Linked DNA regions of Homo sapiens: region 1 is linked to region 2. Evidence: chromatin contacts called from ENCODE Hi-C or POLR2A ChIA-PET data. All regions are on one chromosome and are shown on one strand. The core of a region is the stretch at or near the end of the contact, and the rest is flanking DNA. Distances in the headings are between cores, read along the strand shown.

What was found. Hi-C counts contacts between places; a loop is a spot of excess contacts on that map. ChIA-PET counts read pairs that join two places held with the same protein, here RNA polymerase II (POLR2A). Pooled maps may share reads with other maps.
Region 1: a loop to region 2 is called in a map of endothelial cell of umbilical vein, with 8 times the contacts of the local background. The contact joins the enhancer-like site here to the promoter of CARD16 in region 2. A Hi-C loop is called at or near these places in 4 of 168 maps with a recorded cell type or tissue (CD14-positive monocyte, PC-3, endothelial cell of umbilical vein and 1 more) and 11 of 50 pooled maps. POLR2A ChIA-PET finds 5 or more read pairs at or near these places in 3 of 52 experiments (CD4-positive, alpha-beta T cell, CD4-positive, alpha-beta memory T cell and T-cell).

Annotation. Positions count from the first base shown.
Region 1 is chr11:105,108,781-105,114,353 of GRCh38, reverse strand. No RefSeq gene overlaps it. Among named protein-coding and RNA genes, the nearest start is that of CARD18, 28 kb to the left of the region's middle. Within about 2 kb of position 3,518, at least 3 of the 41 ENCODE cell types and tissues checked have a DNase peak (open chromatin) inside an H3K27ac peak, as active enhancers do; they include PC-3 and endothelial cell of umbilical vein, where a contact is called at or near this core.
Region 2 is chr11:105,042,044-105,047,424 of GRCh38, reverse strand. CARD16 (caspase recruitment domain family member 16) reads left to right here and starts at 2,090. Exons shown (of 4, transcript NM_052889.4): 1 at 2,090-2,134; 2 at 2,767-3,033; 3 at 3,880-3,942. The coding sequence starts at 2,128. The coding sequence ends at 3,899.

The DNA of each region.
Region 1 (5,573 bases), core at 2,269-4,768, 66 kb before region 2:
GCCATTTTATTTTATTATTTTTTTTAAGTTCTGGAATACATGTGCAGGATGTGCAGGTTTGTTACATAGGTAAATATGTGCCATGGTGGTTTCCTGTACAGATCAACCCATCACCTCTTTATTAGGTCAAGCATTCATTAGCTCTTTTCTCTAATGCCCTCCTCCATTCCCCATCCTCTTCTCTGGCCCCAGTGTGTGTTGTTCCCTTCCCTGTGTCCATGTGTTCTCATTGTTCAGCTCCCACTTATAAGTGAGAACATGCAGTGTTTGGTTTTCTGTTCTTGCATTAGTCTGCTGAGGATAATGGCTTCTAGCTTCATCCTTGTCCCTGCAAAGGACATGATCTCATCAATTTTTATAGCTGCATAGTATTCCATGGTGTATATGTAGAACATTTTCTCTATCCAGCCTATCACTGATGGACATTTGGGTTGATTTCATGTCTTTGCTATTGTGAATAGTGCTGCAATGAACATATGCATGCATGTAATGTATCTTTATAATAGAATGATTTATACTCCTCTGTGTATATACCCAGTAATGGTATTTCTGTGTCAAATGGTATTTCTGGTTCTAAATCTTTGATGAATCACCACACACTCTTTCACAATGGTTGAACAAATTTACATTTCCACCAACAGTGTTGAATGCAGCATACTGACGGGTCCTGTCTTTTTATCCAACTTGCCATTCTGTGTCTTTTAATTGGGGCATTTAGCCCATTTACTTTTAAGGTTAATATTGGTATGTGTGAATTTGATCCTGTCATCATGATGTTGGCTGGTTAATTTCACAGACTTGTTAATGCAGTTGCTTCATAGTGTCATTTGCCTGTGTATTTTAGTATGTTTTTGTAGTGGCTGCTAACAGATTTTCCTTTCCATTCCTAGTGCTTCCTTCAGGACCTCTTGCAAGGTAAGCCTGCTGGTGACAAAATCCTTCAGCATTTGCTTGTCTGAAAAGAATTTTATTTCTCCTTCACTTATGAAGCTTAATTTGGCCAGATATGAAATTCTGGGTTGGAAATTATTTTCTTTATGAATGTTGACTATTGGTCCCCAGAATTTTCTGGCTTGTAGGGTTTCTGCTGAGAAGTCCGCTGCTATTCTGATGGGCTTCCCTTTGTAGGTGACCTGGCCTCTCTCTCTGGCTGCCCTTAACATTTTTTCCTTCATTTCAACCTTGGAGAATCTGCTGATTATCTGTCTTGGGATTGATCTTCTTGTGGAGTATCTTACTGGGGTTGTCTGAATTTCCTGAATTTGAATGTTGGTCTGTCTTGCTAGGTTGTGGATGTTCTCCTGGATGACATCCTGAAGTATGTTTGTCAACTTGGTTCCACTCTCCCCATCTCTTTCAGGTACTTCAATCAGTCGTAGGTTTGGTCTTTTTACATAGTCTAATAGTTCTGGAATATTGTTCATTGCCTTTTATTTTTTTTCTCTAATCTTGTCTGCCTGCCTTATTTCAGCAAGATAGTGTTCAAGCTCTGATATTCTTCCTTCTGCCTGATAGATTCGCCTATTAATACTTGTGTTTGCATCATGAAGCTCTCATGCTGTGTTTCTCAGCTCCATCAGATCATTTGTATTCCTCTCTAAACTGGTTATTCTAATTAACAGTTCCTGTAATCTTTTATCATGGTTCTCAGCTTATTTGCATTGGGTTAGAACATAATCCTTTAGCTCAGCAAAGTTTGTCATTACTCAGTTTCTGATACCTACTTTTGTCAGTTCATCCATCTCAGCTTCAGCCCTGTTGTGTGCCCTTGCTGGAGAAGTGTTGAAATCATTTAAGGAGAAAAGGCATTCCAGCTTTTGGAATTTTCAGCGGTCTTGCATTGGTTTTTCATCATCTTTGCGGATTTATCTACCTTTAATCCTGAAGCTGTTGACCTTTGGATGGGATTTTTGTAGGGTCTTTTTTGTTAATGCTGTTGTTATTATTGCTTTCTGTTTTTTGTTTTTCTTCTAACAATCAGTCCCCTCTTCTGCAGATCTGCTGCAGTTTGCCCAAGGTCCACTCTAGACACTGTTCACCTGGGTATCATCAAAGGAGGCTGTAGAATAGCAAAGGTTGCTGCCTGCTCCTTCCTCTGGAAGCTTCATCCCAGAGGAGCACTGACCTGATGCCAGTCGGAACTCTCCTGCATGAGGTGTCTGGTGACCCCTGTTGAAAGGTCTCACCCAGTCAGCAGGAAAGGGATCAAGAACCCACTTAAGGAAGTAGTCTGGCTATCCGTTAGCAGAGCTGGTTCACTGTGCTGGGGAAGCCCCCTTGTCTGGATTGCTGGGACTCTTCAGATCCAGCACGTAGGAAAGATTAAGTTGGTTGAACCTGAGACCACAGCCGCCCCTCCCCACAGGTGCTCTGTCCTAGGGAAATGAGAGCTCTGTCTGTAAACTCCTGGCTGGTGTTGGTGGAATTCCTGCAAGGATGACTTGCCCAGTGGGGAGGGATGGATCCCAGTCCCACCTAAAGGAGCACTCTGGCCATGATCTGTTCCAGCGGCTGTGATGCACTGTGAAGACTGCTGCCCAGTCCAATCTGCCCAGCCTCCCTAGCACTCGTAGGGGAAAACCGCTGACTAGAGCTGCAGTAATGGCAGTCGCCCCTCCCCTGGGGAAGTCGGTCATCTTAGGCCTACACCAGGCTGCTATGCTGGCCTGTGGGGGGTACTAATCCAGTGGATCTAAGCTTGCAGGCTTCTGTTAGAGTGGACCTACTGAACAAGGCCATTTTGCTCCCTGGCTGGCTTCAGCCCCCTTTCCATGGGAGTGGATGGACTCCTGCCTCACTAGAGTTCCGAGAGCTGCTGGACTATGTAAAAACTCCTGCAGCTCAGTGCCTGCCCAAACAGCCTCCGACCAGAAAAGCAGCCGTGGGTCTGCCCAGTTTTGTGCTTGAGACCCAAGGCCCTGATGGTATATGCTCACGAGGGGATCTCCTGAGCCCTGGACTGCAAAAATCCTGGAAAAAATAGTACCCCGGGTGGGTAGCACAGTCCCTCACTGCCTCCCTTGCCTGAGGGAAGGAGGTCCCTTTGTCCGGTGTAGCTCCTGGGTGAACTGCCGTCCCACCCTGCTTTTCCTTGCTTTCTGTGTGTTGCACCAACTGCCTAGATAGTCCCAGTGATAGGATTTGGGTCCCTCAGTTTGAAATGCAAACATCACTCGCCCTGTGTGTTTTTCTCTGTGGGAGCTGCAGACTGGAGCTGTTTCTACTCAGCCATCATGGCTTTTTCTTTCTCCTTTTACTTACTGTTCTTCTGTGCATATTTCTTTTGTATAATCACACATTAATTCTACTACAGCCTGAGACTCCTTCTACAATCAGCTTTCATTCAGGGGATATTAAAAAGCAAAGGTGAAATTTCACCCTCAGTAAAAATGAAATGTTATGGCCATCTTAGGTAGTAAAAGGAAAGCATGCCAGGGATTAGACCGCAGGGTTCTTGCAGCACTATCTCCAATAAAAGGGAGATAGAGAGGGGAAAACATCGTGATGATACAGTAAGACAGTTTAAGCAGGAAATATGAACTATTTGGTTAATTCTTATGAGGAAATGAAAGAAGACTTGTGAGATTAAACTCCTTCAGTCATTGTGGTTCTTTGTGATCAGAGAAAGAAAAACTGAGAGATCAGGAAGAGAAGAGACAGATGGATAGAAGAAGTAGAGGGGCCACAGGAAACAAGGAAAAGAAACAGGCTGAGGTGTCAACCCACAGGACAATGTTTTGTCTTTTTCTTTTTTTTTTTTTCCTCCCACAGGAAGAAACTAAGTTCCAGTACTTGGATGCCAACTTGCTGACGACAAGGCACTTCCTTACAATGAGCCTGGAATTCTAAGCAGCAGTTTCACAATCTGTAATTGCACGTTTCTGCCCTTTACAATAAAGAAATACACAATTTCCTTTCATTTTTTAGTCTGAGGCTCTTTTCAATGCTGTAGGAAAGAACACAGGCTGTTACCTACGGCAGGTGATTCCTTTTCTGACTAGGAACTTGAGAGTAGGATCTCAGTAAACACTTGATTTATTGATGTGTAATAAACACAAGAAAGGAGGTGAACCGGTAGCACGCATGTTGAATTCTTTTTCTTATTGGTTGTGTGTAGTTTGAATCACAGGATCTGGTGCTAAAGACACTGAAGGAGATCCTATGTTTTCCAGATGTCTTCGACCCAGAAAGAAGTTAGTTCCTTTCTTTCAGCTTCTGTTAATCAAAGGAAGGGTAAAGAAAGGTAGAGGAAGTTATTTGTGTGAGACAAGCCTGGAAGTTGCAAAATGCACTCTGAAATCTTTCTCTTGATTCCAAGTTAATTGCCCGGATCATAAACATTCCTCCCAGAATCAGACCTGAGAGCCTCTGAATTGTTAACCTCTTTGCCATCTCTTATTGTGAATTATATCCTTGGTTTGTTTAAAGTGATTCCATTTTTACCCCTTTCTCTGGTCGAGGTACTGACTACTTTAATGCAATATTTCATAGGTAACTATCACATTTGTGTGGTTGTTGCTGTTGTTGTTTTTAAGTGGTCTCCCTCTCTCCAGGACTTAACTCTCCGATCCATTCTGCACACAACTTTTGGGTCTCCTGTCTTATATAACGAAGCTGAAAAAGCCTAAGAGATAGTCATGAGTTACTTAGGCAGCTAGTATTCCAGCAGGTCATAACGCTTCTTTGGCTTCATTCTCCTCATAGGAAAAGGGAGAAATTGAACCAGATCAGTGGATTCTAAACCTTATAAAATATCACAGTAATCTGTAGTCATATAAAAATGTCTGATGACTACCCCCTTCCTCACCCTGAATAGCTCAATCTTAAATATCCTGCAGGCATTTATTGCCATTTGAAGATCTGCAGATAATTCTTATGAAACTGGCCTGGCATAGGTTTGTCTGCATATTAGTGTCATTAGGAAGGTTGATCAGTTAGTTAACTCTCTCTGCTTACCTGCTAGTGATCTATTAATGTAATTAACTTTGCTCATGGACATACAGTGGCACCTTATTGCCTTTCTTAAAAAAAATCTGAACTTTCAGACAAGTTTCTCTACCTTCTGAAACATGTGTATTCATTTTTTCCATTAATTCCTGTAAAGCATGATTTCAGCTTCATAAAAAATTACTGTATTTACTTCAGTCATATTTTCTTGTTGTTGAGTTTCTTTATTCCTTTGATTCTCCCTATAGATCAATTGTATCCGGGTTTTATATCTCACCTCATAACATTTAACTTAAGCTCAGAATCAAGGGATCATTAGATAATAGATAGGAGAAATTGAAAGCCACTAGTCAAAAACAAGTCATGGTCTGATAATTATAGACAAACAAGTGTAGACAGCTATTGTTACCTTAAACTCCTGAGGAATTGTATCCTATAATGTGTTTAAGCATTACATCACCTTACGTGGAACCAAAACTGTGGTCCTGATGAGTTTTTTTCCTCTAATTGATTCCTTCCATTTTTATTAACACTGCAGCTTTCATTCAGTGATTATTATAATAATAAAAAATAATCTATAATAACGGTTTCTTTGAAAAATACTTACCGTATGATAGCTATTTCAT
Region 2 (5,381 bases), core at 841-3,340:
TTTACATTCCCAGGACATGACTCAAAGCTCATGATTCTACATCCCCAGACACATGGTCTAATCATTGTTTCTGTGTCCTGGATGCCACTTTGGCATGCATAAACTCCGTGGTTCTTGGCTCTGGCTGGTGGGGAGAAACCCTCATGTGAAACCCTTAAGCAGCAGAAAAAATAAATGAGTCAGTACATAAATTTAAAAGTAAATAAACTAAAGAGAAGTGGTGCACAGACAATTTCTGCTTTCTTCCATGCTACAAATCCTTCCAGCGGCAAGGAGCTCAAGATTTTGCTGCAATCGGATTAGGTCATTGGCAGAGTAAAGATAAAAACACCATGAAAAACACCTTAGATTAAAAGCCACGTCATTGTCCTCCTACACAGTCCGTTCTACTTAACCAATGACATTTAACTCTTAGCCTGGAGCACAGGAAGTAAAACTGGTAGCCCACATGTCAAACCGTAAATATTTTTGTAAATCTGGTCATTATCCTCCAAAGGTAATAACGTAACAGCCCAAGAAAATTTTTGGTAAAAAAAAAAAAAAATGATAAATGAAATGTACCGTGTGCATTTTGCTATTAGTCCATCTTCCATCAAGTTTATTCATGAAATAAATTAGCCACATTGAGTTTATTTCTGGGATAATCAATTCAGCATGTACTGACAAAGGCAGAGACCTCTTCTGGCCTTCCCTGGCTCCTCTGTGTACAATTTTCATGAGTCCTGCAATACTTTGTCTCCCACTTCTCCAATTAATTTCTTATTCTTCTCATCGCTTGGCATATTTTCACATTCTAAATATTCCAGTTACATATTACATACCAGGTTTCATGTGTATCTTTCCCTCTTGAATGTGCGAGCAAGAGGGAAAGGATCATAATATATGTTTTGATGGAACCCCTGACACCGAGAACCATGTTGTCCACATATATTTGCTAAATGAATGACTGGAGGCACTGCTTGAGGATTCTAACAAAAGATAAACTTAGCTAAAAAATCTGCAAATAATCATCCTTGATTATTTTTCTAAACTGAAATATTTCTATTAATTATAGTAATATCCCTCATTATCTGCTTACCATTTGCCAGGCAATGTTCCATTCATTTTTCACATTTTTATCTCAATACTGCTCAAAACTGTGTAGATGTGTATGTACTATTAATAATATTATTTTACAGACAGAGGAACCAATGTATAAAGAAGTTTAATATCTTGCCCAGGAAGGTGAGTTTAACTTGCTAGGTTCAACATTCTGAGTTCAGAGTCTATGCTTTGGGCCTCTGTGATGCAATGTCCCTCAAAAGAAAGCCATCCAAGATGAGTGAGTGGCTCATGGCTCATGCCTGTAATCCCAGCTCTTTGGGAGGCCAAGATGGGCGGATCGCTTGAGCGCTGGAATTCAAAATCAGCCAAGGAAACATAGGGAGAGCCCGTCTCAACAAAAAATACAAAAATTAACCAGCCCTGATGGGATTTGCCTGTAATTTTAACTACTCAGGAAACTGAAGTGGGAGAATCATCTCAGCCTAGGGAAGTGGAGGCTGCAGTGAGCCGTGGTCATGCCACTGCACTCCAACCTGGGCAACAGAGTGACATCATGTATCAGAAGACAAAACAAAACAAAAAAGCCATCAGGAAAGGAAGAACATTAAATAAGAAAAGCTTTAATATTGGTGAAAAATGTTTACATTTCTTAAAGCAAAATTGCTTCACAGGGACATATATTTCCCACAAACTTTCCCCAAAGCTGTGAGGTGGGGTCAAGGGAACAGTGGTTCACATTCTCCAAAGGTTGTGTTAATTTTTTCGGTCAAGTTTTCGAATGAATGGGAAACTCTTCACTGTGTGAATTTAACTGTACACATACTTTCTCAATCCTGGGGCTTATTCTCTAAGCCCCATTCCCCTCCTACCCTGATCTATCCAAGGGCTGGAGAAAAAAGAATTCCCTTGGATACACTCTCTGATGCAGGCTACAGTTCTGATTCTTTCTCTGGGAAGAAAAATAAAGATATGCATATGAATGTGCAGTGGGTGTTTCCCAATATGTGTACACGCCCTGCCAAAAAGGAAGGCGAAACATACTTTCAGTTTCAGCCCACACAAGAAGGGTAGGAGAGAAAAGCCATGGCCGGTGAGTCTTTTACTGTTCCAAGAACAGGTCCCTGGGAAGAAAGAGTTGTGGAAAGGGCTGGCTCTTCTGGAAGCCATAATTAGTATCTGTGGAAGTTTAGGTGAGCAGAAGTGAGGGAGAGGGAGGAGTGGGAGGAGAGAAGGAACTAGAAGATTTTTGCAGGCTTTAGAAAGAAAAGGCAAGCCCAGAAAGGAACAGAGACTTTAGGGGTAGCCTGCTGTCATTTTGCAATCTTAATTAAACCCTTGCTTACCTGTCGTAAGTCTGACAGAGGGTACAGAATTGGCACAGGAGGAGTACTAGCAGCAGTGGTTCCTAAATGAAATGGGCTATTTCTGCTTCATTACTTTATTATTCAGAGTTAAATAAACATGGGACACAAGAGGATGATCTCTGCTTTCCAGGGACTGATGTGGAAATGGTAAACTCAGTCTTCAGGTCACTCCATGCACATATATGGGGACTACTGAGGGAAACAAGTAGGACAGCAATACAGTAAGAAGAGGGATTACCCAACTGTGAGGAGGGGGACATTTCACTGATGAAATCTAAATGAGGTCACTTTCTGTTGATGACGTGAGAGGAATATGAGGCTGTTTTCATGATGTGAGAAATCCTTGTGCTCCAAACAGACAAGGTCCTGAAGGAGAAGAGAAAGCTGTTTATCCATTCCATGGGTGAAGGTACAATAAATGGCTTACTGGATGAATTATTACAGACAAGGGTGCTGAACCAGGAAGAGATGGAGAAAGTAAAACGTGAAAATGCTACAGTTATGGATAAGACCCGAGCTTTGATTGACTCCGTTATTCCGAAAGGGGCACAGGCATGCCAAATTTGCATCACATACATTTGTGAAGAAGACAGTTACCTGGCAGAGACGCTGGGACTCTCAGCAGGTAAGGGTCAGTGACTCACACTCAAGTTCACCTAGGGCCTGTCTTCGTGCCTAACATTTGATTTCTTTACTAGTCATGTTAATCTGCAGAATATCTTCTTATCTCTGCCTTTGGGCCATATTTCTGTAGCAGAGGCCCTATTGCATGTCCCTTGACTCTTTTTTGTGTTCCTTCATCCTCAGTGCCCTCTTCTGATTAAAGTTCATTTTCTGTTCTGAGTACATGGTAGCTAATTTCCTTAAGGTCATGAGAACTATCTAGAAAGCTTCATACAATATGTTCCAGTGTTCCTGGCAAGGCACGATATTTATTGATTGATTTATTATTTTGTGTCCAGGGTGTCCCTAAGCCCTTATGTAGTTGTTTGACATGAGCTTTAGGGTCTGTATTCAAATACTTTTTATAAATTCTTTTCAAACTTTTGCCCTCAGAGAAGAATAAAGTATATTTAAGTGACGATGATACGTTCAGGAAATACATTCAATGATTACAGAATAGTAAAGATTTCAACAGGGCTCTTTCCTCCCGTTGCCCCCATGCATTTTCTTTTGAGTAAGATCTGCTTGTCTGTTGCCAAGCTGCAGATCATACTGGGAGGCCTGGACTTCCATCATCTGCAGCCCTCCTAGGGCCTGATACAGTGCTCAGGAAATGAGCTTGCCCATTCTTATAATCCCTTGAACCTACAGCATGGTGAGGATGGGAGTTTTGGTGCACTTGAACATTATTTATTGTCATTTAGTCAGGGTTGTGGGAGGAATTTGCAGTGAGGAGTGGCTTATGCATTGCTGTAAAGTTTTCCAGAGATGATAAGTGGCTATTTCAATGTTCTTCATCTTTTTATAGGTCCGATACCTGGAAATTAGCTTAGTACACAAGACTCCCAATTACTATTTTCTTCCTTCCCAGGTAATGTTGTTTTTCAATGAAGAGCATTCTTTGAACCCCATCTTCTTTAACATTAATTTAGTGGAATGAGCTCTGCTTGAAGGGGCTATGGAGAATTCCCATAGACTGATCATATAATTTTCTTTTTTAATCTATTCTGTTTTTGCAGAAACTGTTCCCAAAGCTTTACTACTCTTATTTATACTAACAAAATCTGAATTTGTATCTCAAATTCTGATTACCCAAATAAGTACCAAACTTCATCATTTAAGACTACTGAAATATTCCCTCACATCTTCCAGAGACACATTTATGTAAACAATTTCAGAGCTGAACATGCCATTCTTCCCCACCCTGCTTCTCTTACAGTTTTGTGTAACTTGGTTTTTGATGCCACCATCACCAGTTGTTCAATCCAGGAACTTGAAACTCATCTTGGCCCCCTTCCTCTCATGCACCTCCAATATTCAAGCCATGGCCAAGTTTTATGCATTCTTCTCTCAAATTTGGAAATGTCTCTTCATTCTTACTTCTATTATTTTATTAAAGAACTCTTATTCCTTAAGTGCCCCCCTTAAAATAAAAGAAACTTATATTTGAAAGCAATTTAGAGGCTAGAAATGCATGTTTTTATCAAGTTCAGATATTACTCTACTGAATTTATTAAGGATGATTACCTCATGAATGTTTTCTTAAATGTTTCACAGCATGGGATACTCACTATATAACCAAATACTGTATTCTCAAAAATAACTCAAATGCTTTTCTTTAGTTTTTCTCTATTGCTTTCACAAATCCTTACAAAGAAACCAAACATTTCTTCTACTAAATTATTATTTTATAGTTTTCTCCAATATAATCATTCTAATTAGTTCTTCTCCATGTCAACACACTTCATGCTGCCTTTGTTTATCTGATTGTATAGCAGTTTTTCAAATTTGTTTGCAAAATTAAATATTATTATTTTGCCTTAATAGTTTCTAAAAGATCCTCTGGATATCTAGAAACCTCAGTTCTATCTTGAAACAAACATCACATTAATTTTTTAACAAGTGCATCACATTGTCAGATTGTGTTGATCTTGTGATGAAATAAAAGCCTCAAAGATTTTCTCACATAAACTCTGTGAAAACATTTCCTCATATGTTCGTGAAAGCAATGTTTAGTGCTATGAATCCATCTAGAGCACACCATGATTTTAGCATTCATCGTTCTATTTTATATTTATTCTAGTTTACGTATTCAATATTCTTGTCCTCCCATATGTATACATTGTAGGAGGAGATGCTGAAGGACAGGAAAAGGGATCATTAAAAAAATATTCCCAGTGTTTACTACCATGTCTATTAGGTAAATAAATAAAAGGATAAACACATATTTTAAAAATTAATTAGTGTTAATTAAGACCTGCTCCCATTAAATTTTATCCTAGGGTTTGAATCCTTTGAAAACAAATCATA